Regions from separate parts of the Homo sapiens genome. Here regions 1 and 2 are each linked to region 3. Evidence: chromatin loops called from intact Hi-C (ENCODE). Cell type or tissue: endothelial cell of umbilical vein. All regions are shown on one strand.

Region 1 (8,000 bases), 65 kb before region 3:
GGAGTTGTTGCTGCATAGGTGCAGAAAATCCCAGCAGTGGAGTAAGGCCTGAAGTAAGCCCCCACTGGGCTCTGTGGGGCCTGGGGCAGCCTCCTCTGTTGCAGGGCCGCCAGCATCTCCAGCAGAAGTGCAGTGCTTGCTCTGGGGACACAGGGGCCTTTTGGAATGAGCATGTGGACTTGGCTTATGGATTGTGCCTACCCCAGAGCGTTGCTGTGTCTCTCAACACACACAGCTTCCATGGGCTGCTCACTCCAATTCTGATGGAGAGGGCATTTATGACTCTGTCCGTTGGTTTGTTTTCTCACTGAAGAGGAACATAGATGCACCTGCTCTCTGGGCAAGAGATGTGGCAGCTGCAAGCTGCACACCCTGTTCTGAATATTGCCCAGACCAGAATATGAATTACTTGGTCATAAATCAGTGTCTTGTCTGCAGAAAACTTGGCAATGTGAGGGACGGCAGCTTTAACTTGATTCCTGGGAGGCTGCCGGCCTCAAAAAGGACAAGGACTGGCAATCAGATGGGCATTCTCTCTAATTTGGGAGGCTTTCGGGCTTCCTCACGGAGTGCTGCTCCTGGGGACGTACCACAAGAACCTCCCTTGTCTAGTTTTGTTCTGACGCTTGGGCTCATTCACCTGACTGTCTCCTTGCTTGTCTGGCTCTCAGGAAAGCCTTCCCGGAGAGGATGTGGCTGACCCCTGCAGCCATCTCTCCACAGACAATCATGGCCCTGAGCTTGGCTGTCCTTGGTTGGGTACATCCAAGGCTCTGCCTGCCAGGGTAGGCACTGGCCAGGCTGTGGGATGGCAGCGTTGCTGACTTGTGCTCCTGAGTCCTGGGGGCCCTGAGTGAGCCTCCGTGCAGGAGTCGGGCTGGGCTGAGAGGTGTGGAGAGTCGTTCCCTTAATGGATGGTCAGGCACAGCAGCTATGGGCTCAAATTCCGGAGGGACGCTGAGCCAGGTCCCAGCCTGTGCACTGAGCATGTCATTCACTTTGAGATCCCCTCTAGGGTAAGGCACACCGTGAGTGGATGTGCCACTAAGAAGGAGGCAGCAGGCTGAGCGTGGTGGCTCACGCCTGTAATCCCAGCTCTTTGGGAGGCCAAGGTGGGAAGATTGCTTGAAGCCAGAAGTTTGAGACCAGCCTGGGCAAGAAAGTGAGAGCTCGTCTCTCCAAAAAAACGTAAAAATATTAATTGCTGGGGCGTGGTGGTGCATGCCTGTAGTCCTAGCTACTCAGGAGGCTGAGGCAGGAGAATCGCCTGAATGACCCAGGAGTTCAAGGCTATAGTGAGCTATGATTGCACCACTGTACTTCAGCCTGGGCAACAGAGCAAGACCCCTGTCTCTTAAAAAAAAAAAAAAAGAAGAAGAAGGAGGAGGAAGACAGTACTCCCAGTTATCATTGCGAGAGGCAGAGATGCGAGATTCCACTTTGAATTATGTTGAAATTTGGGGAAAATGCATGCCTGATAATGGGTAAAATACAGTAAGTTTCCTCATCTGTGAAATAGAAATCCCACTAGTCGTTGACTCAGGAACTTGCTGTGAAGATTAGAGATGAGGTGTGCAAAAAAAAGCACCTAGCGTGGCTGCTGGCATGCCCTGAGTGCTTAATAACATTTGTTATTCTCATTTTATTGTTGTTATCGTAGTTGCTGTTATGACAGATAGCGGGAGAGGATGTTGGCTGCTTTATCAGCTGGCTGGATGTTTGGTTTGTTTTTTTTTTTTTGTGAGGGTTAAAGTGGGAGATGGGAAGCTGTCTTTTTCCATCAGAGTTGGAAAGGCCCGGAGTGTTCATTTCTCAGCAATAATTGTTTTCAAATGGTTTTATTTTAGGGATAGATCCCTTCTTTGCCAATGGTATTTCAGATGACCCCCCAGTATATGAAAAAGATGAAAGAGGAGCCACAGGTCCTGAAGGCTGCCCAGCTCAGCCTCCCCACCCAACCTGGGCTCTGAGGACCTGGCTTGGGAGGTGCTGCTCTTGGCAGCCCCAGCCTTCCACCTCTGTGGCCTGTGCCATGGCCAGGAGGACCTGCATTTCCTTCGGACTGTCTCTCTGCTCAGGCGGATTATTTCGTGCTTCGTGTGCCCTCCCAGGGTAGGGACGGGGAAGCTGTGAGGATGCTCTGTGGGGATCGGCTCCCTGTGTTGTCCATGTCTTCTTTTAGGTGGAGTTGGCTAGGCAGGGAACCTGGCACCATTTCCTTCTCAGAGCAGAGAAACAGAGTCGGCGTTTGTGAGCGTGCATTGTCCAAACCTGCATTTGGAAGGGGTCAAAGTAGGCTGGGCTTTGTTTTTACTTTTTCTTTTTAAATTATGATGAACTATACATAATGTAAAATTTACCACTTCAGCCATTTTTAAGCATACGATCGATGCATGACATTAACTACATTGATGGTGTTGGGCAACCATCACCACTATCCATCTCCAGAACTTTTTCATCTTCCCCAGACTGAAGGTCTGTACCCATTTATAGCCAGTAAACAACTCTCTACTCCCTCCTCCCTCAGCCCCTGGCCACCACCATCCTACTCTATGTCTATGAATTTGACTACTCTAGAGACCTCATATGAGTGGAGTCCTACAGCGTTTGTCCATTTGCATCTGGTTTATTTCACTTAACATAATGTCCTCAAGTTTCATCCTTGCCTTGGCATGTATTAGAATTTTCTTCCTTTTTAAGGCTGAATAATATTCCATTATATGTCTGCACCGCATTTTGCTTATGCATCCATTGGTGGATGGACACCTGGCTTGTTTCTGCCTTTTGTAAAGCATGCTGCTGTGAACACGGGTATACATGCTTTTACTCTTGACCCCTTGCAAACAGGTCTGTCTTGCACATGTGCCCCAGGTACCACTCAGCCATCTGCTCATTAATGGGAGAGGGGAGAACCTTCCCGGTTCTCTTGAGTAACTACCATGATCACAGCTTTCTGGAATGTAGCAGGTTACTTGATAAAGAGGGCGGGAATTCTTAGAAAGGAGGGTTTCTGGCTGCAAGCCCCATACCTGTTTTCTGCCACCTTCTCTGCCAAGGGAGCTTGAGCCAGCCATTTCTGGGAAGTGGTGAGCCTCAGATATGGTTCAGGGAAGATGGGAAGTGTTACAGTGTAATTCCATCTGCTGATGGGGACAGGCACAAACCTGGTGGCTTGTTGTCCTTGGAACAGTCAGTGATGAAGGCAGAGTGGCGGTAGGACAGGGACCCCGCTTAGTTATGACACTGCCTCCTAAGTGGAACTAAGTGGAAGGTCTAGTGGGGCCTTCTTCGTGGGTTGGGACAGTGGTTCTGCACCCCCACTCAGCAGCTCAGGAACTGAAGTTAGAGCCTGCCTTCAGGGGATGGGCATGTGTACAAGGGATAGGGGACCAGTTAATCCAGGAGTTAGATGGTGACTGAGACTCCAGGAATTTCCCCTTTCCTGTAAACATGGGTCATTTTCTAGAATTACCACGTTCCCTTTAATTTTGCCATGTTTAGGAAATCTGGCTGAGCTGGTAATTACCAAGTCTAACTGAGAAATGTCTTATATGTAACCTTCTGTTTCCCTTGAGTGTTTCGGAGGAAGCTGTGGGCACGTTTTATGGATAGGTGCTCCGAGTTCTTTCCGCTTTGGTCCAGTCTGAGTGGCTCTGATAAGCGTTGGCAACACCACCGATTTTTGTGGGGCCTGGCTTCAGAACATGAATGTCTGTGTTTCTGCAAAACCAAGTGTACTCACTGCCTCCTTTTAAAATCATGCTACAAGGATGTCTTTCACTTTGAATTCTGCGCTTACATTGTTCAAGAGGCATCACCATGTTTATAACCTCAGACGCAGTAATTCCACCCTAGGGCATTTTCCTAAGGAAAATTGCTTCCCCCTTTTCTTTTATGGTAGTATTATGTGAAATTATTCATTGTATTCATAACAGTGGAAAGCTGGAAACAAACTGAGCATCCTGTAATACAAAAGGGGTTCCATTAGCTTGGTAGACGATTCTGTCATCATCCGATGGTAAGGATGAAAATGAATTAGCAACGTGGAACATTGTCATAAGTGGAAAAAGTGAGATGCCCAAAGTGTGATGATTTGTATCAGTCATCTCTTGTTCGGTAACAAACCATCCCAAAGTTTAGAGGCTTAAAACAATGCGATTTAATCGCAGTGCCATCTGGCTTGGTATGAGGTGGTTCTGCTGTCACACAGGCTTGGTCATGTGACTGTATTCAGTTTGTGGTTTGACTGCCGCTGGCATCCGAGGTGGCCTAACCGTTGTAGCTAAGGACTTGGTAGGGACACCGGAAGGCTGAGACCTCTCTCTCCTTGTGGTCCGTCATTGTTCTGCAGTGAAGCCTGAGTTGCTTCTCATGGAGGCTAGGTTCCAAGAGCAAAGGTGGATGCTGCAGGGCTTCCTGAGGCCTGGGCTATGGAACTTCTCAGCTGAACTTCCACCGGATTCTGTTGGTACAGTGTGTCGCAAGTCTTGCCCAGATCTAAGCGGGGGTAGAAAGCTGGACTCTACCTCTTGATGGGAGGAGCAGCAGTGTCATGTGGACACACGGCGTGGACACAAGGCATGATTCTCAGGGGCTCTGGTGATTGCTCCCACCACAGGATTTTAGTTACACAGTCACAGGACAAGGACTGGAAGTGATTGTGGGAAAATGATCCTAGACCATTGGTAGAGGAGGTGAGGTTGTGGATGACTTTTTTAGATTTTTGCTGTTGCCATGTTATATAGTAGGTTCAAAGTAAAAAATCCTTAGCATGTTATCCACTGGACTCCTAGTTCAAGATTGCTGGGGTGTCAGATCCACTGTTAGGTCCCATAAACTTGCAGGCTCGGCCAGTGCAGAACCTCTGCAGCCTGGCCTTCGGGAAGAAGACATCCAGAGATAGTGACCACACCATGGGGTACCTTCAAGCTCTGGTGCTCTCTCTTCGCCTTGCTGACCTTGATGGAGTGGATAGGCCTTGGGTTCAACATGAATTGACCCAGGCCATGGGGGCATTGGTTGGCCTCCTCTGTAAGGTAGGCGTGGGGCTCAGCCTGCAAGAGCTGACCATACTTATGTAGGATTAGGGGGCATCGGTGGGAACCCTGGTGTCCAAGGACAGTATTGTCTGGTTGACTGAAGTTAGGGAAGTGGGTGGGGAACATGGAATTGTCAATCCTTCAGGCTCCTTTTGAAGGTCATTGTTTTCCTAAACAGATGGTTATTTGGACTCTTACAAGTTCTCTGTAAGTTTGTAAATGTTTGAAAATAAATAGTGGAATAAATAAATACATGGGAAACCGCACTTTGCCTACGTGTGGGATGCTCGTGAGACCTGGAGGGAGGGCACTCCCATGAAGGCGGGGATCCCGGGTAGGCGGTGATCTGCAGCTGTGGCCGCCTGCTCGGACAGGAAAGGCCTTGACGTCCAGATCCTGCTGGTGGGAGAGCCGTGGCCCAGGCTCCTACATTGCCTTGGGGAGGAGAGTCAGGCCCTGCAGGGAAGGGTTGTGAACCTGCTCTGGGCAAATGGGCCTGGCTCCTGGGAAACTTCGGGCCTGCAGTAACCCTACTCTGACCAGAGGAATCCTTCCCCTGTCGCATTGGCATCCCTCCCCTCACTGTTCTCTTCATTCTGGACCCCCTTGTCATCACGATGCCAGTGCTGTCCCTTTGGTGTGGGGTTTGTGCTCTGACCTGACCCTCAGGCCCTGCCAGTGCCCTGGCTTCCAGGCAGATCTGGGCAGGCAGGTCTGAGCCCCCGGAGCTGGGTAAGCATCTGGGGCATGTGAGGATTGCAGGAGGTGACCCGGGACAGTGCCTCACGCCCAGGGTGACCAGAAACTGTGTTCCCTTCCCTAACCCACCGGGTTTAAACTTTTTACTTGCTAGCCATAGAGCTCTTAATCAGACAATATCCAGGGGAACCCCCATTATGTAAGGCAGGTAAAGCTGGTGGAAGCTCTCCCACCCACTAGTTGTCCCTGCTCAGCCTTGGCACGGGGCCACTGTGGGACCGGAGAGCTGGGAAGCCACCACCTCAGTCCCTGCCAGTCTCTGGTCTGATGGTGAGGAGGGGTCTGGCCTGCTCAGTGGCAGGGTGCGGAGGTGAGGCTGGTGGCTGTTCTTCAGCTGTGGGACTCGTGTGGGGACAAGCTGAACAGTGTGCTGATCTCTGATCACCACTCAAGCCACAAGTGACTGGACAGGCATGGACCTGTGTCCTCATAGTGAGGACCCATGGGGCTTCACCCAGGACAGCCTGGTTCGCCTGCCCTCCGATGCTGGTGGAGGGGAGGCAAGGCAGAGGGGACTCCTGTAAAGGGCTGTTTTTTTCTGTCCTGGAATGAGCACATTCTGAGGGTGAGTGGCTGTCAGCAGTTAGGAAAAATTGCCTGTTGACTTGTTTCATTAAGAGGCCCCTTGCCGAGGGTGAGGTCGCAGCCCGGCCCTGCTCAGGGAGGAAGCGGTGTTTACAGAGCGGCCAGCTGGTGCCGGGTGAGGAGGTGGCTGATCCCTCGTTATGGAGCTGAGAAGGCCTGCGCTTCCAGCCCATTCCTGCCATGCCGCTGCCCTAATGGCTGTGACAATGGATGGATGGATGGACGGAGGGCCAGGCCAACCAGGCAGTGAAAACAGGAAACCTAATCTTTTAAAAATAATCCAGGGGGAGGGGAGAAAGTGAAGCAGCAAAGCCCTTAAGCCGACAGATGGCCCTGGTGGGGTGTGTCTTCCAACTGGGTAGGTGCTTCTCAAGGCTGAAAATTCCAGTGAGTCGGTGAAAGCTGAGCGTGCCCACCAAAGACACTTGAATGGGCGGCTGGCATTTTCAAGCTCTGTTCCTTATGTTAGACGATGTTGTTTTAGCACAAAGCCTCCCCCCGGATCCCAAGCCTCTCCCCACCATGGCTCCAGAGTCATCCCTATGTGGAACCCAGCGGGGCAGTCTGACCTTGTCCCTTTGGCTGTGACCCTGTCCCACCCTTGGCCTCTGTCCCTGGTTCTTGCCCAGGTCCACTATTGCATGGCCAGATTCATCCTCACAGGGACCTGACCGCTGTTCCCTTCTCACAAACCTCTGAGTTGCCCATGGGCTGAAGGTCAAGGTCACGCATCTCAGGCAGGCAGGTGTGCAGGACCCTCCACGCTCGTGGGCACTGGCGGTGCGGGAGCACAGCTCCCTCCTCTCTGCTAGCTCTGAGAGTCCCCCGCCACCCCTCTGTGTGCTTCCTGCACCCCCTCTCCTTGCCTAGAATGTCCCCCACAATGTCTCCACTTGCCCAGCTCTGTCCTCTGTGTCCAGCTTTGAGGCTACTTTCTGCAGTCACCACTATTATCCCACCCCATGTAGTTCTCTGTCCCCGACCTGCATGTAACCTGTTTCCCTCCTCCGGCCGCTCTCAGCCGCTCCTTCATGCCTCCTTCCTGGGCTCCCTTTGGTACTTGTGTGTGCACCGCCTTCTCGCCTCCAAGTCTGCAGTTCCTGGAGCATTGAGTCATCCTGTTACCATTGCTTCTGACTCGAAGGACACGGCCCCTTGGGGCTGGCTGGTGTCATGTGTGGCTGCACAGAGGGGAGGGGCTGTTCTGCCACCTGCCCTTTGAGGCTGTGTGGGCACGGTTCCCTCTAGAGCTCCATGTCTAGCAGAGCATGCGGGGGTCCTGCTGTGCCCCCACTCCCATAGTGCTTGAACCACTTCACCCCTTGCATGGGGACCAACAGGATCTACCTCCCTCTGTCGAATGTACTTCTGAAAGGAGGAAGGTTACACTGAAGTTTCACCTACCGTCCATGGGATTTTGACCCTGCTGTAGTGACAGCTGCATGTTTGGTTCTAGGGGAGGAGGGGTGAATGACTTATCTTGGAGAAGCCAGAGCCAGGTGTCAGGGAATGGCCTCTGTGTCTGCCACCTCCTGCTGCCTCTCTGCCTGGGTCATTTGGTTCAGTGGCTATAACTGTCTTGGAGCAGCATTTGCTTCCAGGTTGGGTTCAGGTATG
Region 2 (8,000 bases), 110 kb after region 3:
TCAATCACCTGGTGCTGTTGGGGGCTGGCACCATTAATCCTGGAGATGTTATTTAGAGCCAAGACATCACTTGGGGAAAAAAATCAGGTCCGCACTCCATGAGGAACCCCTCTCTATGCCCTGCAGAGGCCTCAGGAGATGGACGAGACTGCTCGGGCACCAGGCAGGGAGGGGCAGGGACGCAGCTACCCTCACAGCCACCCTCACGGCCCAGGAGCCATGCCTCACTTCATCAGCTCCTGCCAGACCCTCCCTACCAGAGATGGCCCCATCGGCATAAGGGAAGACTGAGGCCAGAGAGGAATGGAGGAATTGGAGGGCTGGAACAGCTGGTGGGCTGGACGGCTCAGCTCCACTTGCCCTGCCTGCCCCCAGCAGACACTGCCCTCCTCTTCATTCCCAAAGCCCCCACCCGGCCCAGATCCTCTCCTGAGATCAGTATCATCCAACAGCCTTTTATAAAAAATTGTTTCCTTGATTACCGAGGGTAACAATGAAAACACGTAATTGAATCTCCAAGAAATTACCATTTTTATAACTTGCGCCCAGTTCCCGAGATAAATTAAACGCCTCCCCTGTATGGTGAGCCGCTCACTGCGCATCAGAGAGGGGCTGATACTGCCCTTTATCATCGATGCGGGACTTACTAAGAAGAATGCCTCACACTGCCTCCCGGGAGGCTCCTGGCACCTCCAGCTCATGGCCCTGAGCGGGCAGAGTTGGCCAGCTGGAGGCGCCGGGCGGGTGGTCAGGTGGGCCCCCTCCTGATCACTCCTGGCCCTGTTACTGGCTAGCTGCGTGGTGGTGTGGGTGGTAAGTGGGAGGGCCAGTCAGAATCTTAGCCCAGACTCCCAAGAAAATCAGGCCTGTGCGCAGCCGGGCAGCGACAGCTTTCTGAGAAGTGCAACCCTGGAGCCAGAGTGGGGAAAAGGCAGGGAAGCCGGGTAGGAGGAAGGAAGTGGAGATGGCAGAGAGGGAGGATTTACCCACCTGCCCCCCACTTGCTGGCCAAAGCTGACCCCACCCAATTGCGCCAGTGCCCAGAGGACCCAAGATATCACAAGGTCAGGCAGCAGAGCGGCTCTGGGGGAGGCGAGGCCCCGCTGAGGCAAGGCACCGCCTGGCACAGGGTCCGGGAGCAGGTGGGGGCAGCAGGGTGGCCACACCCACCCAAGGAGCTGCTGGGTTGGTCAGCAGAGGGGCGGGGAGGTGGGGCCAGCTACCGGGATGGGCTGTCCATCTGTGAGCAGCTGGTAGTGGGTTTCCTGCTGGCAGTTGCTAGTGGCTGGATTCTCATGGCTCTCTGGCTGGCTGGAGGCCGTTTGGGTTGTGGGGAAGCAGAAGCCTCCAGCCTGTGGACTGAGTTTCCTGAAAATGTCTGCAGGCTGCACTCAGCAGAGCCAACTTCAAGCAAAGGACCCGAGTGACACTATTCACGTGCAAACCACCGCCCCTCCCAGCGTGGCTGTTTGCCTGAGGGCCCAGAGCCACCCCCTGGGGAACACTGCCTAGTCAGAAACCTGGCAGTGGTGGCTGCACAGCGAGGAGGGGTGCTGTCAGGGGACAGAGGACCTGCTCCCTGGGAACGGGAGAACTGAGGCCCAAAGAGTGGCCTCCCACTTGATCTAGGCAAACTCAGGGTCAAGGGCAACAGGCTGAGGTCACCAGGAGCTCAAAGGCTGGCTCTGAAGGTGAGACCTTCTTCTGAGGAAGCAAGTGGCCTCAAGCAGCACCCTCTGGCAGCCGGCCCAGAGGACTGGAGTGGGGTGGGCCGGGAGGAACATCGTTCGGGACGGGGTGGGTGCCTACACCCACAACTGTGCTCCTGCCTTCTCTCCCTCCCTGGCCTGGTTCCCGACTTCCCAGGGTCCCCTCCTGCCCCCACGAGGCCCTGCCGCCCAAGGGCCTGCCTGGATGCTCCAGTGGGGCTTGAAACCCCCACAGTCAGGCAGCAGACCGTGACTTCTCAGCTGTGTGTCCTGGACAGAAGCAAAGGAGGCCCCAGAACCTCTCATCGCAACTCCAACCAACATGGGAATCCAGGGCTGCAGGGGGCAGCCTGCCTGGGGACAGGGCTGGGCTCAGACCCCAAAGCCCAGGGTCTGCAGCCATCCCAGTCCCATTCCACAGAGCCTGAGGCACCAACCTCAACCTACTCCCAGCCCCACTCCCACCCCATGCCCCAGATCCCCCATCCCACCAGAATACACCCAGCCCACAGCCTGGCTCCAAGGAACAGGCTTGTCGGGCCTGAGGGCCTCCAAAAGGGCTCTGTCTCCAGGCCCGGAGGAGAGCAGAGGCCCCAGCCCAGGTCAGAAAGGGGCAGAGTGGACGCAGGGCCCCAGAAGGCCAGCGCTGAGATCCCTCCCCTGCCCTGTCCCCAGTAAACCTCTGGTGTGTCCCCTTGAGGCCCCCATGAGAAGAATGAGGCAAGCAGGGTGGAAATGGTGTGGTCACTCCAGAGCAGTGGCCGTATCCAGCCTCCCGGCCAGCCCTCCTCCCCAGACCAAGGCCCAGGTGGCATCTCCCAGGGCAGAGCCAGGACCAGCCTCCCACCCTCCCCTGCTGTGGGGGCCGAGGCAGCAGTTGGAGGTGGGGGCTCCACCTCCCCAGCCTCCGTCATTCCCTCTCAGATGACTCTTCATGTGGTTTGGTTTGCCTCTTGGAGTCCCTGCAGGGTGCCCCTGCTGACCCTAAGCTGGCCTCCTGCTCGCTGGGAACCCGGCCATCCCTCTGGTTCCTGGTTCTTCCTCCAAATGAGGTCTCTCTTAGCTGAGAGCAGCGCCTACACCCGGGCCACCCTCCATCCACGGCCTCACTGACCCAGGCCACAGCGGCTGCCACACCCTGGTCAGGGGCAGTCATGACCTTGGACAGGAGCTGGGACCCCTCCCCCAGCCCCAGCTGCCCACTGACAAGTGGGACAACCTGGGGCCAGGCCGGGGCTGCCCGAAGGCTACTATGCTTGGGAAGACCCCAAGACAGGAGCCCTGCCCCTTGGGAGGGGTGGCAAACTGCCCCGGGACAGTGCCGGGGTGTCTGGGATGATTCGTCTCCATGTGAAATGTGGGACAGACACCCTAGACTCAGCAAGGGAACTTCTGGCTACCTGGTCAGCCCCTGCCCTAGGCCTCCATGAGAACTTCGGATCCAAGTGGGGAGGTGGCTCCCCCAGCACTGCCCCTGACCTCCCAGAGCTTCCCCTGCTGGATGCTCCAGCTGCAGCTCCCAAACCACTTGGCCTGCTCTGGGCACTGCGTCTGCAGGGGCGTAGTGCCATCTGGTGGTGAAACTGGGAACTGCACCACAGCTCCAGCCCGTACCTGCCGCACACAAGTCCCGGAGACCAAGGGGTGGCCATGGAGGGATTCCAGGGGGCCTGCCGCTCCTCACCTGCTCCCCACCCACCCCCCATCTCTCTCTCAACCCAGGAGCCTGATACTGGGACACACAGACAGGCCCTGGGAGCTCACAGCCCAGCACCGTGTTTCCTGCTCCAATAGGCAGCCTAGTCCCAGCAGGTGCTGGGCAGGCACAGGGCAGCTAAGGGGACGGGTAAGGAGTCCTGGCTCTTGGCCCCAGCAAGGACCTGGGAGATGACCTTGGCACCGACCATCAGGCACTCGCCACACTGTCTCCCCAGGCTCCACTGTCTCCCCAGGCTCCGACTAGAAGGGACAGGTGGGCAGGAAGTGCCAAGAAGGTGGACTGGCCAAGCCGGTGGGCTCCTCACAGGGAGGAGCCTGGGCCTGGGCAGGGGTGGGCACGTTCAGTTCAGCCCCGGCAACCCTGGAGCCAGGGGCCTGGCAGCCCCAGCATGGCCACCTCCTGGGGCCTTGGAGCCCTGGACACCCTGGCTGACAGTCATTTACTGGGGCCACATTGTCCATGAGAGGTGACATTCTTATCTCTCTCTGATTCCTAAATAAAAAATGTGAAAAGCCGTGTCCAGAGCCTCACCCAGGAGGGAGACAAATGGCCTGCTATGGCCCGCACCCTGGGAGCGGCTTAGCCATGCTGGGGACGGGGCAGACAAAAGGTGAGCCCTTACCTCTCTGAGCCTCACCTCTGACATGGGAAGGCCCCAGGGACAGGGAGGTCATGGGCTCAGCATCCCCAGCACTCTGCCCTTCCCCCACACCCTGTTCCCAGGACCCAGCCCTCATCTGTTCTCTGTCCCCTCGGGGGTGCCCCACAGGGTGGGAAGGCAGGGGAGGCTGCCCGGCACTCGGGGCATGTGTCCACTCGCCACCCTGGCCCTGGACAGGGTGGGGCACTCTGCAGGCCACCGCATCCCTCACACAGCCCCCCGCAGACCCGTCCTCCTGGCTGTGAGTCTAGGGGAACCTGGGAGGCCCAAGACCACCCTTGGAGCCCCATGGGCCCTGACCGAAGGCCACCACGCACCTCTTCCCCTCCTGAGGCAAAGGAGCACTCACACCTCAGGCCACAGCCCAGGCCCTGGGAGGACATGAAGGGTAGTGCCCATGCCAGGGCCCATGGCCATTTCGGCCAGGTTTCCTGGGACCCCCAACCCTCCCCATAGGGCAGCTCTGAGGGCTGGAGAGGGAGTAGACCCTGACAGGCAGCCTGGGTGGGTGTGGGCCAAGAGCCCAGGTTAGGAGGGGGCACAGAGATAGGGTCCTCTGAGGGCTGTGGCTAGCCCAGTGACACCGAGTTCCATCCACTCAGGGCCTGTTCCCTGGCTTTTGAGATAAGCTTGGGAACAGCCAAGCACAGGCAAGGTGGCTCACACCTGTAATCCTAACATTTTGAGAGGCTGAGGTGGGCAGATCACTTGAGCCAGGAGTTTAAGACCAGCCTGGGCAACATAGCGAGACCCAGTCTCCACAAAAATAAAATAATAAAGAATTAGCTGGGCATGGTGGCGCATACCTGTGGTCCCCAATACACAGGAGGCTGAGGTGGGAGGATCCCTCAAGCCCAGTTGGAGGCTTCAATGAGCTGTGATCGAACCACTGCACTCCAGCCTGGGCAACAGAGTGAGATCCTGTTTTAAAAAATAAAAATAGAAAATAAATAAAACGAGCTTAGGGCATGGAACATCAAGGCGGCAGTGCAGACAGCAGAACAGCCCCATCTGGCCCCTGCCCTGCGCTGCAGCCCGGCTCCAGCAGGAAGGACTCGGGTCTCCATGCTGGGCGCCCCAGCCTCTCCTCCTCTTTGCCCTCCCAACCCATTCCTGGGCAGCAGAGGAGGGGCAAGGGCACAGGGCAGACCCTCTGAACCAGGCTCCTCGAGGCCATCTGGACACTGTGGCAACATGGGCAGGAAGCGGCTTCCGTTGCAAATGATGTCCAGGGAGGCGCCGGCCTGGCAACGGGGCCACGGCCCCCCCAGCACACTGCTCTGGCCACACTTTTCGCCCTCGAGGCCGGGAGTTCCGGCTTCCAGCCAGTGCCCCCGCCGCAGCCGCGCCCTGTCCTGCACGACATCCCGGAGCCTGGACCTGAGGCGAACCCCCACGCCCACCCCAATCCAGGACACCGCTTGGCAGGGCGCTTGGCCTTTGTTAGCGTATATGACCCCGTGAGTGGGGAACCCCAGGGCTGGGGATCCAGGGCCCCGTCTCTCCAAGAGTCCCCCCGACCTTCTCGGGCTCAGGGTGATTGGCAAGGATCACAGGGAGGGGTGAGAGGGGCTGGGGGAGGAGGGGCTTCAGGGCTGAGTGAGACAGCAGCAGCTTTCCCTGGCACAGGCGGGGAGAGGAGTGGGGGCATCAGGGAACTTGGGGTTTCCAGGCCAAGGAGGGTGGTGCCCAGGGTCAAGGGTGACGGGAGGACACTGGGCCATTCAGGGGGTCCTGGGCGCCCCCTCGGGGCCACTGGGGAAGCTCATCTAGGCCTGGGCACCTACGGTGGGACCTAAGGACCCCGCCCTGCTGTTCGCCCAGGAAGCCAGTGTTGTCTTCCTTGCTACAGGAGCCACCTGTCTCTGTGAGGACCTCTCACTCCTCAGCATCCTGGCCCCTGTGGGGCACCTAGCAGGCTGGGGACACACAGAGCAGGTGCAGCCCCCACCCCACTCACTCAGGGACACAGAGAGCAGGGGGCAGGCCCCGCCCCACTCAGGGACACAGAGAGCAGGAGGCAGCCCCCGCCCCACTCACTCAGGGACACAGAGAGCAGGGTGCAGCCCCCCGCCCCACTCACTCAGGGACGCAGAGAGCAGGGGCCAGCCCCCGCCCCACTCACTCAGGGACGCAGAGAGCAGGGGCCAGCCCCCGCCCCACTCACTCAGGGACACAGAGAGCAGGGTGCAGCCCCCCACCCCACTCACTCAGGGACGCAGAGAGCAGGGTGCAGCCCCCCGCCCCTCTCACTCAGGGACGCAGAGAGCAGGGGGCAGGCCCCGCCCCATGCACTCAGGGACAGAGAGCAGGGTTCATCCTCCCGCCCCACTCACTCAGGGACACAGAGAGCAGGGGGCAGGCCCCGCCCCACTCACTCAGGGATGCAGAGAGCAGGGGGCAGCCCCCTCCCCTGCTGCTCAAGGCCTCCTCCACCCCACCCCAGGGCCACCTCACCTCAGGGTTCCTCCAAGAGGCCTTCCTTAGCCCCCATCCCAAGTTGCCCCATGGGGTCTCTGAGCTCAGCAAATCCGGAGACCCATGACATTCCAGCAAGGAATGAACAGGGCAGAGGCCAGGGGAGGTTCCTGAAGGCTGCCGCCGCCCTCTGGCAGCTAACAGACAGCCTCCAGTAGCCAGGGCCAGGTATCCAGCCGCCTCTGCTGGGGAGGCCCCACGTGGCACTGAGAACAGGAGAGAGGTCTTCTGCAGACAAGATCTTTCAAGACACTTCTTGAAGTGGAGAGCAGAGGCTGACATAGCAGGACACCCTGGCAGGAAGAAGGCAAGCAGCTGGCAAGCAGTAGCCTCGTCACTGGTATGAGGAGACGTGTGCTGCAAACAAGCATGGCAGGACAGCAGCGGGAGCTGGTACTGTCCCCACTCCAGACCGCAGCCCTGCAGCCCGAGACGAGTGGGAGCCGGTACTGCCCCCACTCCAGACCGCAGCCCTGCAGCCCGAGACGAGTGGGAGCCAGTACTGCCCCCACTCCAGACCGCAGCCCTGCAGCCCGAGACGAGTGGGAGCCGGGACTGTCCCCACTCCAGACTGCAGCCCTGCAGCCCAAGATGCTGCCTGGAGGCAGGAGGCCTCCCTTCCAAGACCTGGGTGTCCGGCTTTCTCAAGTTAACAAGGAGAGAGGAGTGCCGGGCAGCTCTGCCTGCCTCCCCTATAAACAGGGATCAAAAAGAAAGAAAAGGCTGGGCACAGTGGCTCACGCCTGTAATCCCAGCACTTTGAGACGCAGAGGCAGGCAGATCACGAGGTCAGGAGATCGAGACCATCCTGGCTAATGCGGTGAAACCCCATCTCTACTAAAAATACAAAAAAATTAGCCGGGCGCGGTGGCGGGCGCCTGTAGTCCCGGCTGCTCAGGAGGCTGAGGCAGGAGAATGGCGTGAACCCGGGAGGCGGAGCTTGCAGTGAGCCGAGATCGCGCCACTGCACTCCAGCCTGGGCGACAGAGCAAGACCCCATCTCAAAAAAAAGAAAAAAAAGAAAGAAAAGCCAGACATTTGAGCACTGAGTCTCATGGGAAGTTCCAAGACTAAATAAACAAAAAAGAACCATGAGAGAAAATGCAGAAAGCAAAAGATTCGCCTTCCTCCAAACCCACTTTATGCCTAAGAGCAGAACTGAATTCTCTGGAACAAGAAGAGGGGAGCTCAGGGAATGATAGAGATGTCTTGGAAATGAAAAACAGGACTGCTAAAATCCAAAACCAATTTTTTATTTTTATTTATTTTAAAACAGTCTGGCTCTGTCACCAGGCTGGAGTACAGTGGTGTGATTTCGGCTCACTGCAACCTCTGCCACCCGGGTTCAAGCCAGTCTCCTGCCTCAGCCTCCTGAGTAGCTGGGATTACAGGTGCACACCACCACATTCAGCTACTTTTTGTATTTTTAGTA
Region 3 (8,000 bases):
GATCTCCCTTTTACAGATGAGGAAACTGCGACTCAGAGAGGTTGAGTGTCTTGCCCAGTCACACAGCCACTAAGTAGCTAAGCCAGGATGCGAGTGAGGCCATGGGCCCCTGGCCGCCTGTGTGCCCCTCGGGTGTGTTACTCTTTGGTTCCCTTCCTCCTCTGTGAGCCGATAGGACGTTTCCACCCCTCCTCTTGTTCCTGCACTACCTGGAGGTAGGAAAGAGGAAGAGATGTCCCTTTTAGCTCCGCACACTACCCCATCCCCTGCTGCTGCTGCTGCTGCTGGGAGTGTGTCAAGGGGTTGGGGCTGTTTCTGTCTTCCCTGGCATTTGATGTCAAGAGGAAAGCTGCTTCTGTTGGCCTGGGTGTTTCGAGGTTCTCCTGCAGTCACTACTGGGCCTCCTGGGAGGTGGCCCATTGCTACCTGCTGAGCCTGGGCAAGTCTGGCATCGAGGAGAGGCCCAGGTATGAGCCCTCTGCAGGGTCAGCCACCCCAGCCCCAGACCCCCACTGTGGCTCCTATAATCTCATTGCCCTTTTCAGCCACATCCCATGGCTCCAGGGCTGTGCTCTTTGGGGAACAGTGACTTTGGGCTGCATTCCAGGTAGCTCCCTGATGCTGAACGGTGGCCGGCAGGTGCTCCAGCTTCCTGGCATCCTGGCCCAAGCACACCTGGGGGCCGTGAGCCACAGGTGCTGCCCAAGAGAATGCCCTCCTTAGCCTTCCCAAAATGACAGGATCAAAGGATCCCGCAGGCACAGTTTCTTTCCAGGCCTGGGTTCTGAGGGCTGGTGGGTGGCGCTCATTTGTTTAGGTGAATTAACTTCACAGTTAGATAACCAATCCCCACTGCTGGGTGACTTCCCACGTGGTTGCCTCTCTGTCTACTCGGAGCCTTGGCACCACGTGCTGCTCAGCACCCCCTCCGCCTGGGCTCGGAAGCATAGCGGACGATCCAGTTTGGATGTTCTGTTTCCCAAGAGCCAGCCAGGCATTGACCTCCAATACCCGTTCTCTGCCTGGGATTGCAGAGGCCCCTCTTTTAGGAAGAACACAGACAGCAGTCCAAACAGGAGCTGCAGGAAGGCCCTGGAGGAGGGAAGTACCACCAGTGCAGGCTTGAGGCTGAGAGATGGTGAGGCTCGGGCAGAGGAGAACCAAGGTCTTTCAGTTGATGATTAAAGAGTTGGAGAACAGGCTGGGCATGGTGGCTCACACCTGTAATCCCAGCACTTTGGGAGGCCGAGGCGGGTGGATCACTTGAGGTTAGGACTTTGAGACCAGCCTGGCCAACATGGTGAAACCCCGTCTCCACTAAAAATGCAAAAATTAGCCAGGCATGGTGGCAGGTGCCTATAATCCCAGCTACTCCGGAGGCGGAGGCAGGAGAATTGCTTGAACCTGGGAGGCGGAGGTGGCCATGAGCTGAGATCACGCCATTGCACTCTGCACTCCAGCCTGGGCAACAGAGTGAAATTCCGTCTCAAAAAAAAAGAGTTGGAAAACAGTTGGAGAAGCCAGACCCTGTTGGCAAAGTTTGCAAGGGGTGCTACGGAGAGGGAGGTGCCCACCCCAGGGGTGAAGACAGGATGGGTGGGGTTCTCAGCTCCACTGGACACCAAACAGAAGCTGTAAGTGCAAGGCTAGTGCCCATGTCGAGGGCTGGGCCTTTCTGGGCCCTTCATAAACATTGGCAAACAAAGCTTGGGTTCTCGGCTTGTCTGGGCCAAGTTCTAATTCCTTCCAGGAGCGTGGGCACGTTGCTTACCTCTTAGCTGTTTCTTCTCCAGGAAGTGGTGGAGCTGGAGCCTGCTGCATGGGAGGGTTCTGTGGAGTGAGATGAGATGTTTTACGTCATGCTCTTTTCACACCTTCTTGGCACCCAGAAAGAGCTCAGCAAACATTAGCTGCTACCAGCCACCCTGACTGTGGCTGTCAGCCAGCATTGTTCTTCCCAGGCCCTGCCCTACCCTCCTCCTGGCATAGTGTCTCTCAGGGCATAGGAAACTTTCTCGGCCAGATTGGCCATGGGAGGCTTTCTTGGGGACCAGAGAGTCTGCAGGGAGGGCAAGTCAAGAGCAGGTGAGAGGGAGGGAAGGGCGAGCAGGACCCTTGACCTCATTCTCGGCTGCAGTGTATATTGGCCTGCCTGGTGACCCTCCTTGCTCCTGGTCCCACTGCCAAACCTCTGGAGTCTGCCACATCCCTGCATAGACAGGGCCACTGACAGGCAGTGGCAGCCAGTTCAGTGGCACTCAGCCAGGTCTCCAGGGGTGTGCGCTTTGCTCTGGGGGCAGGGTAGCGGGGGCTGAGGCCACTGGCTGCCTCCAGGGCCCCCCCACCAGCCAGCAGCTGGAAGCTCCACCTTGGTCTTCACTTGGGCCGTCTTCCTTCTCCACTTCCTCAGCTGCTATGTGGGCTTCTTTGGCAACTTTTCCTTGTCTCACCAGTCAAGGCCCTGCTGATTTGTTGATGATCAGACTGTAGTTCGTGTACCTGGGGAAGTTTTCCAGCATCTCCATGGAGCCATGGTCTCTGATTCCTGGAGCATGTCGTAGTCGGTTCAGGCTGCTGTAACAAAGTATCATCTGCTGAGAGGCTCACACACAGGCCTTTACCTCTCACAGTGGTGGAGGCTGGAGATCCGGCAGGGTGCCAGCAGGGTCAGGTTCTGATGAGGGCAGTGAGAAGCACGGCCACCCTCCCACTGTACCCTCACATGGCCTTCCTGGGAGTGGACATGGAGAGAGAAAAGGACCTCTCTTTTTTTCCTTCTTATGAGGACACTCATCCCATCACATGGATTCCACCGCATGACCTCATCTACACCTACTCACCTCGCAAAGGCCCCACCTCCAGATACCAGCCCATTGGAGTTAGGGCCTCAGCATAAATTCTGAGGGGGACAGAAACTTTCAGCCCTAACAGTATGCTTCTTCCAGACTGGCCTTCCTGGGAAGGCCCTGGATAGGCTGTGCCTGGGGTTGGGGGTGATGTTGCACTGGCAACAGCTGGAGGAGGCAGCTGGCCTGGGGGAAGTCCCCTTAGCAAGGAGGTGCCCCTCCTCACTCCCACCAGCCTGATGCGACCCCCTCCTCAGAAGACAGGGCACATAATGTGACCTCACAGGGCCTCAGTTTCCTTGTGTGTAGAAATCAGGGTTATGGTGCCTGCCTTGTAGAGTCCTGGTGAGGAGTGAGTGGTGTGATTCATGGGAAGCTGTGACTGTCACATTCCCACCTGCAGAGGACATGGCGAAGGGTGACAGCCCCGTGTGAGGCCCTGCAGGTCGCAGTTTCATTTAATCCTCAGAACATACCACCAGACTGGTCTTTCTCACCCCATCATGTTTAAGGAAACAGAGGCTCCAAGAAATGGAGGAGCATAGCCAGCATCATCGTCACAGAGAAGGAGAAGGGTGGGCTCGGGACAGTGAAGATGCAGGCTGTCCTGGCCACCCTTGCTTTCTGCGGGCTCCTGTGGGGATGATGATTTTAGTTATTCAAGAAGACAGGTGGCGTTTCTTCCAACTGGTGTTTCCCACCTGGGATGTGGGGGGGCTCCCCAAAGGGAGTGTTGTCCTGCCAACTGGGGCCTGCTGTCCCACTGCCCTGCCCCGCTCTGAAGCACACACAGGGACCCATGCCCACACGGGGTTACTTGCACCAGGACACACACAGGCCTGACACGCACAGGACATGCCCTTGCATGGGAACACACACACAGAAACATGGAGATGCACACAGTGAGACACACGGGCACACACCTACCCAGGCCACAGGCCTGTGTGGGGTTCCACGCACGAGGGCACGCTCAGGCACTCACACTCACACAAGAATGAACACACCTGGAAACATGGAGACACACAGGGACACACAGACGCAGAGCACATAGGATCTTCCCCTGTGCCCTTTTCATACACAGACTCCCATGGCCCCGGGGAGCCAAAGTGTGGTACCGTCCCTGTCCCGGGGCCACTGAGGCCCTGGCCCTCTCTGTCCCACAGCTCCAGCTGGGACTGTTTGCCCTAGTTGAGATGCTGAGCCTTGGGGACAGTGGTTTCCAGCCACGTGGCCTTATGCCGGCTTTGGGATGCAGTCAGGATTGTGACCCCGGCCCACCCTTGCCGTGTGCCCTGGAGGACGACTCGGGTGGGCTATGCAGGAAGCCTGTGCTGATCTCAAGGCCAACTGTCCTGTACTCCAGGCCGGGGACCAGGCTGCTGAGCGCTTCCGAGAGGGACATCTCCTGGGCAGGGAGTGACATAGGCCACGCCATGTGGGCCTCCCAGCCATGTGCTGGTGCTGTGTGGGCTGGGAGGGCAGGCAGGGGCCGAGTGACGGGGACTGCAGAGCGGGGCCTGAGATGCTGTGACATGCTGGGCTGCCTGTGGCTTTCGGGCTTCTCTCAGATGAGAGTTGCACAGGTGGGTGGGGGGTTGGGGAGTCTGTGGCAGCATCAAAAGAGTAGCCCAGAAACCGCCGAGTCCACTGTTCGAGCCTCCCGGGCCTGCAGCCCGCACCCCAGAGGGGCCACTTCCTCCCCACAGTCAGGCCTGTGTGTCCTCTCAACGTGGCAAGCCGGCATGTGGGTGCTACAGGTCCCCAGTGTGACACTCAGTAGCCTTGCTGAAGGCCGAGGGTGCCCCTTAGGTGGGTTGTGGGCAGCCTCTGCTGGAGAGGGAGCTGCGTTTCTTGACCGCAGGCAGAGTGGGCTGGGTCTGCAGTTTCTGAGCTGAGCATGGGGTGCCCTCTGCTGGTGATGGCGAGAAGCTCACTGCCTTTGTATGGAGAAGGCTGCCATCCAGCCCCGCCACTGCCCCAGAAGGAAGGCGCCTGAGACCCCTCCTCCTTGGCCGGGAGGCCCTTTGCTGTGTCCCTGCCAAGAGGACCTACTGCAGTCCTTCCCGAAGGACCTCAGTGTCCTGGGACCCTACCCAGATCTGGTCCCCACTGCAGACCCAGCAGTTTGGGTTACCCGGCTTCAGCGCTCCAGCTCTACATGATGTTTCTCCAGGTGCACATGCTGTTTCTTGCTTCCCGTGGGTGCCGTCACCAGGCAGCCGTCTGCCCTCGGCAGGCGGGGTGTGGGTGAGTGCCGATGAGTCATGGCCTTGGCACGCCGGCAGCCTTCCTACCCTTCCACTTATGGGCACCAGCAGCCCCTGCGTAATTCATTGGTTCCCCTTCGCAAGAGCCGGCTGCCTGTCGTGAGCCAAGCTGCTTATGATGGTGACATGAAGCCTCCACCTCTGAGAGTGTCGGAGGACTGGCCCAGGCTGTTCTTGCAAATGGGGAGCTCTGTTGCCTCCGGCCCCAGAATGGGGGAAAAGTTCAGAGAGACCGAGGCTCCCCGAGAAGAACCTCAGGCTGCAGGTGACAGCAGGGCAAGGTGCCTGGTCTGGCCCCAGGACCAGCCTGGCTCCCTGAGAGCACAAGGCCTCATCACTTCTCGAGATGAGGACAGGTGCACCGCCTGCGGGGAGACACTGGGTTTTCACACTCTCTGTTGTATGTGCCTCCCCTGCCAACCCTTCTGACTCTCAGTGCAGGGCGGGCGTCGTCCTCCCTGTGAGCCTTCCCTGAGACCAGGTGGGCTGGGTGCCCACTAAACACTTGGCCTCTCTGCCACGAGGTTGTGGACTCCTGAGGGTAGAGGCCTGTGAATGTTACCCCTCTCTTTCTGCGCTGCCTGGGACAGAGGGTGGACCTCCCTGAAGCTCTGTTTTCTCATTAAGGACCTGCCTACAGCCTGTTGTGGGGATTGGGTCAAATAATTCAGGCGATGTGCTCGTGCAGTGCGCTGGTCCCAGCGTGGGGAAGGCTTGCTGCGACAGCCTCTCCTCCTGTCCCTGTACCCTCGGCACAGCGCCCAACCCTGTGAGGTACCAGGCAGGGGTGACTTACCTAGACATGCCCATTCAGCAGCCCCTTGAGCAAGAAGGACCGACCCTTGCCTTTCAGATGCAGACCAAGATGCAGAAAGGCACCCTTCTCAGGCCGCAGGTGTCCAGGCAGGTGTCAGAGGTGCAGCCCGTGCACACCGGGGACCCTATCCATCCTGTCTAGTTGGGAGGACTAGGAGTTCCACATGTGGGACCCTCAGTTCCTGCTGCCTTCAGAACCAGGCCCAACCCTTGCTGTGACCTCGAGGGCTGCCACTTTTCAGAGTGCACTGGGCCTGTCTCCACCCATAGACCATACTGCCACATCTGTACCTCGGGCACCAATCTCTCCCCACCACAGGGGCCTGTGCCTGAGATGGTCCCTCTACAGAAATACCTGCTCCTGGCATGGCTGGCTTCTTGCCAATTCTGGATCTCCAGCTGCCACCCCAGAGAGGCACTGGCTTCCCTGTTTAAAGAGGGTCCCCCCATCACCCATCTTCACAGCAGACTGTTTGCTTGGCTGTGTGCCCCTTCAGACCCACACCCATTACCTCCCCCTCTCCCCCATCCTCCCACCCTCTTCCAAAGGCTGAACACACAGGAGGGATTGGGAAATTTGTTGAACAAAGAAGTTACACATAAGCCCTGATGTGTTAGCAGGACAGTGAGATGAACAAAACGTTCTGGAAAGTGGGTGTGAGGGTCAGATGTGGAGGGAGTGAAATCTTCCCAGGGAGAGAATGTCTCTGGGTCAACCTGCTCCTGCTGGGCTGGGAGGGCCGAACACCCCCCACCCATCACCCCAGGCTGGCCCTGACCCCAGCCTTCCCTGTGCCTGCAGCACCGGCAGCTGCTGAAGGACAGCTTCATGGTGGAGCTGGTGGAGGGGGCCCGCAAGCTGCGCCACGTCTTCCTGTTCACCGACCTGCTTCTCTGCACCAAGCTCAAGAAGCAGAGCGGAGGGTGAGTGACGATGTGGCCCCTGTCCCAGCAGTGACCCCACCCTGACTCTCCAGGTCATGGAGGGTCTTGTCATGGCGGAGGTCAGTGGTGATGTAGCTCGTTACATTCCGTTTCTACTTGGGCACAATGCCAGGCTCCAGGTTAAAGATTGTCACTAGCAATCTGGAGACGTCATGGGGCATCAGGGTGACCAGCTTTGACTCCTGTAGTGAGGGGTAAACCCGACCGTGGCTTCCGGCACTATTGCAGAAAGGTCACCTCAGGACCCATCCGGGAAGCGTGAGATCAGGGGCTGCAGGCAGTGCTGGGTGGTGGCTGCTCCTTGTCTCCCCGAGCCTGGTGGTGGCTTTCCGAGTTATCCTCGGCATAGGCGTGCACACACTCCCCTCCTCCCTCCTCCCTGGGTTCACCCAGGTTGCACCAGGTTGGAATGGAGCAAAGAGGGCCACACTGGGAAGGACCAGCACGGGGCTCTTTCCTGCATCCTGCCGTTGCCCTGCTGAGTGGGTTTAATCAGTCAACTCAGAGGAGAGCCTTAGTTCCCCCATCTGTCAGGCGAGGGGATGACGCCAGCTAGATCTGTAGTCCCTCAAACTTTACGGCCCTGGGGGTGGATTTCAGTCCTGTCCTGTCATTGTGCAGCCTTGATGTGCTCCCACATGAGCCTTCAACCTTAGAGCCAGCTCAGGACAAGGTGGATCTAGACTCCTGAGATGCCTGGGGCCTGCGGTCACATGTTCAGAGTGTCTGTTCCCAGGAATCCTGGCACCTGCCAGTGGCCTCATCCCAGTCTGTCCCATGGAACACGTGCTGGGTTTTAGGTCAGGTAAACCATGTATGGCCGAGAACACTGGCTCTTGGGCTCTTGACAGCAGTGACATCAGCCATAGAAGGCAGTCGGTGCATGTGAACGTTCTTCTCTCCCCATCCCCAGCAAAACGCAGCAGTATGACTGCAAATGGTACATTCCGCTCACGGATCTCAGCTTCCAGATGGTGGATGAACTGGAGGCAGTGCCCAACATCCCCCTGGTGCCCGATGAGGAGCTGGACGCTTTGAAGATCAAGATCTCCCAGATCAAGAATGACATCCAGAGAGAGAAGGTGCACACCAGGGGAGCAAGGGCCGGGTTTGGTGTGGTCAGAGT

What was found. Hi-C counts contacts between places; a loop is a spot of excess contacts. Peaks named below come from ENCODE experiments on the same cell type or tissue, not always from the same donor. Only the 100,000 strongest peaks of a DNase experiment are listed, where the experiment ranks them.
Region 1: it touches region 3 in a loop (5-fold over the local background); 10 of 110 quality-filtered maps call a loop at or near these places.
Region 2: it touches region 3 in a loop (11-fold over the local background); 6 of 110 quality-filtered maps call a loop at or near these places.

What each region holds. Positions count from the first base shown.
Region 1 is chr22:23,212,480-23,220,479 of GRCh38, forward strand. All of the region lies in intron 1 of BCR (BCR activator of RhoGEF and GTPase), which reads left to right. Among named protein-coding and RNA genes, the nearest start is that of BCR, 36 kb to the left of the region's middle. RefSeq lists enhancers at 5,089-5,878, 7,816-7,895, 7,983-8,000. In endothelial cell of umbilical vein, no CTCF peak of the experiment used is centred here; DNase peaks (open chromatin) are centred at 1,672, 3,552, 5,392, 6,522 and 1 weaker place; H3K27ac peaks cover 7,508 bases.
Region 2 is chr22:23,382,800-23,390,799 of GRCh38, forward strand. It overlaps the pseudogene ZDHHC8BP. Among named protein-coding and RNA genes, the nearest start is that of LINC01659, 47 kb to the right of the region's middle. RefSeq lists enhancers at 3,252-4,234, 5,799-6,656. In endothelial cell of umbilical vein, a CTCF peak has its summit at 3,288 (motif pointing left); a DNase peak (open chromatin) is centred at 3,262.
Region 3 is chr22:23,277,246-23,285,245 of GRCh38, forward strand. It overlaps BCR (BCR activator of RhoGEF and GTPase), which reads left to right. Exons shown (of 23, transcript NM_004327.4): 9 at 6,732-6,853; 10 at 7,788-7,956. LOC107985554 (a long non-coding RNA gene) reads right to left here. Exons shown (of 3, transcript XR_001755448.2): 3 at 7,950-8,000. Among named protein-coding and RNA genes, the nearest start is that of LINC02556, 45 kb to the right of the region's middle. RefSeq lists silencers at 2,511-2,818, 4,800-4,849 and an enhancer at 4,300-4,409. In endothelial cell of umbilical vein, a CTCF peak has its summit at 4,758 (motif pointing left); DNase peaks (open chromatin) are centred at 4,766 and 5,096; H3K27ac peaks cover 1,851 bases.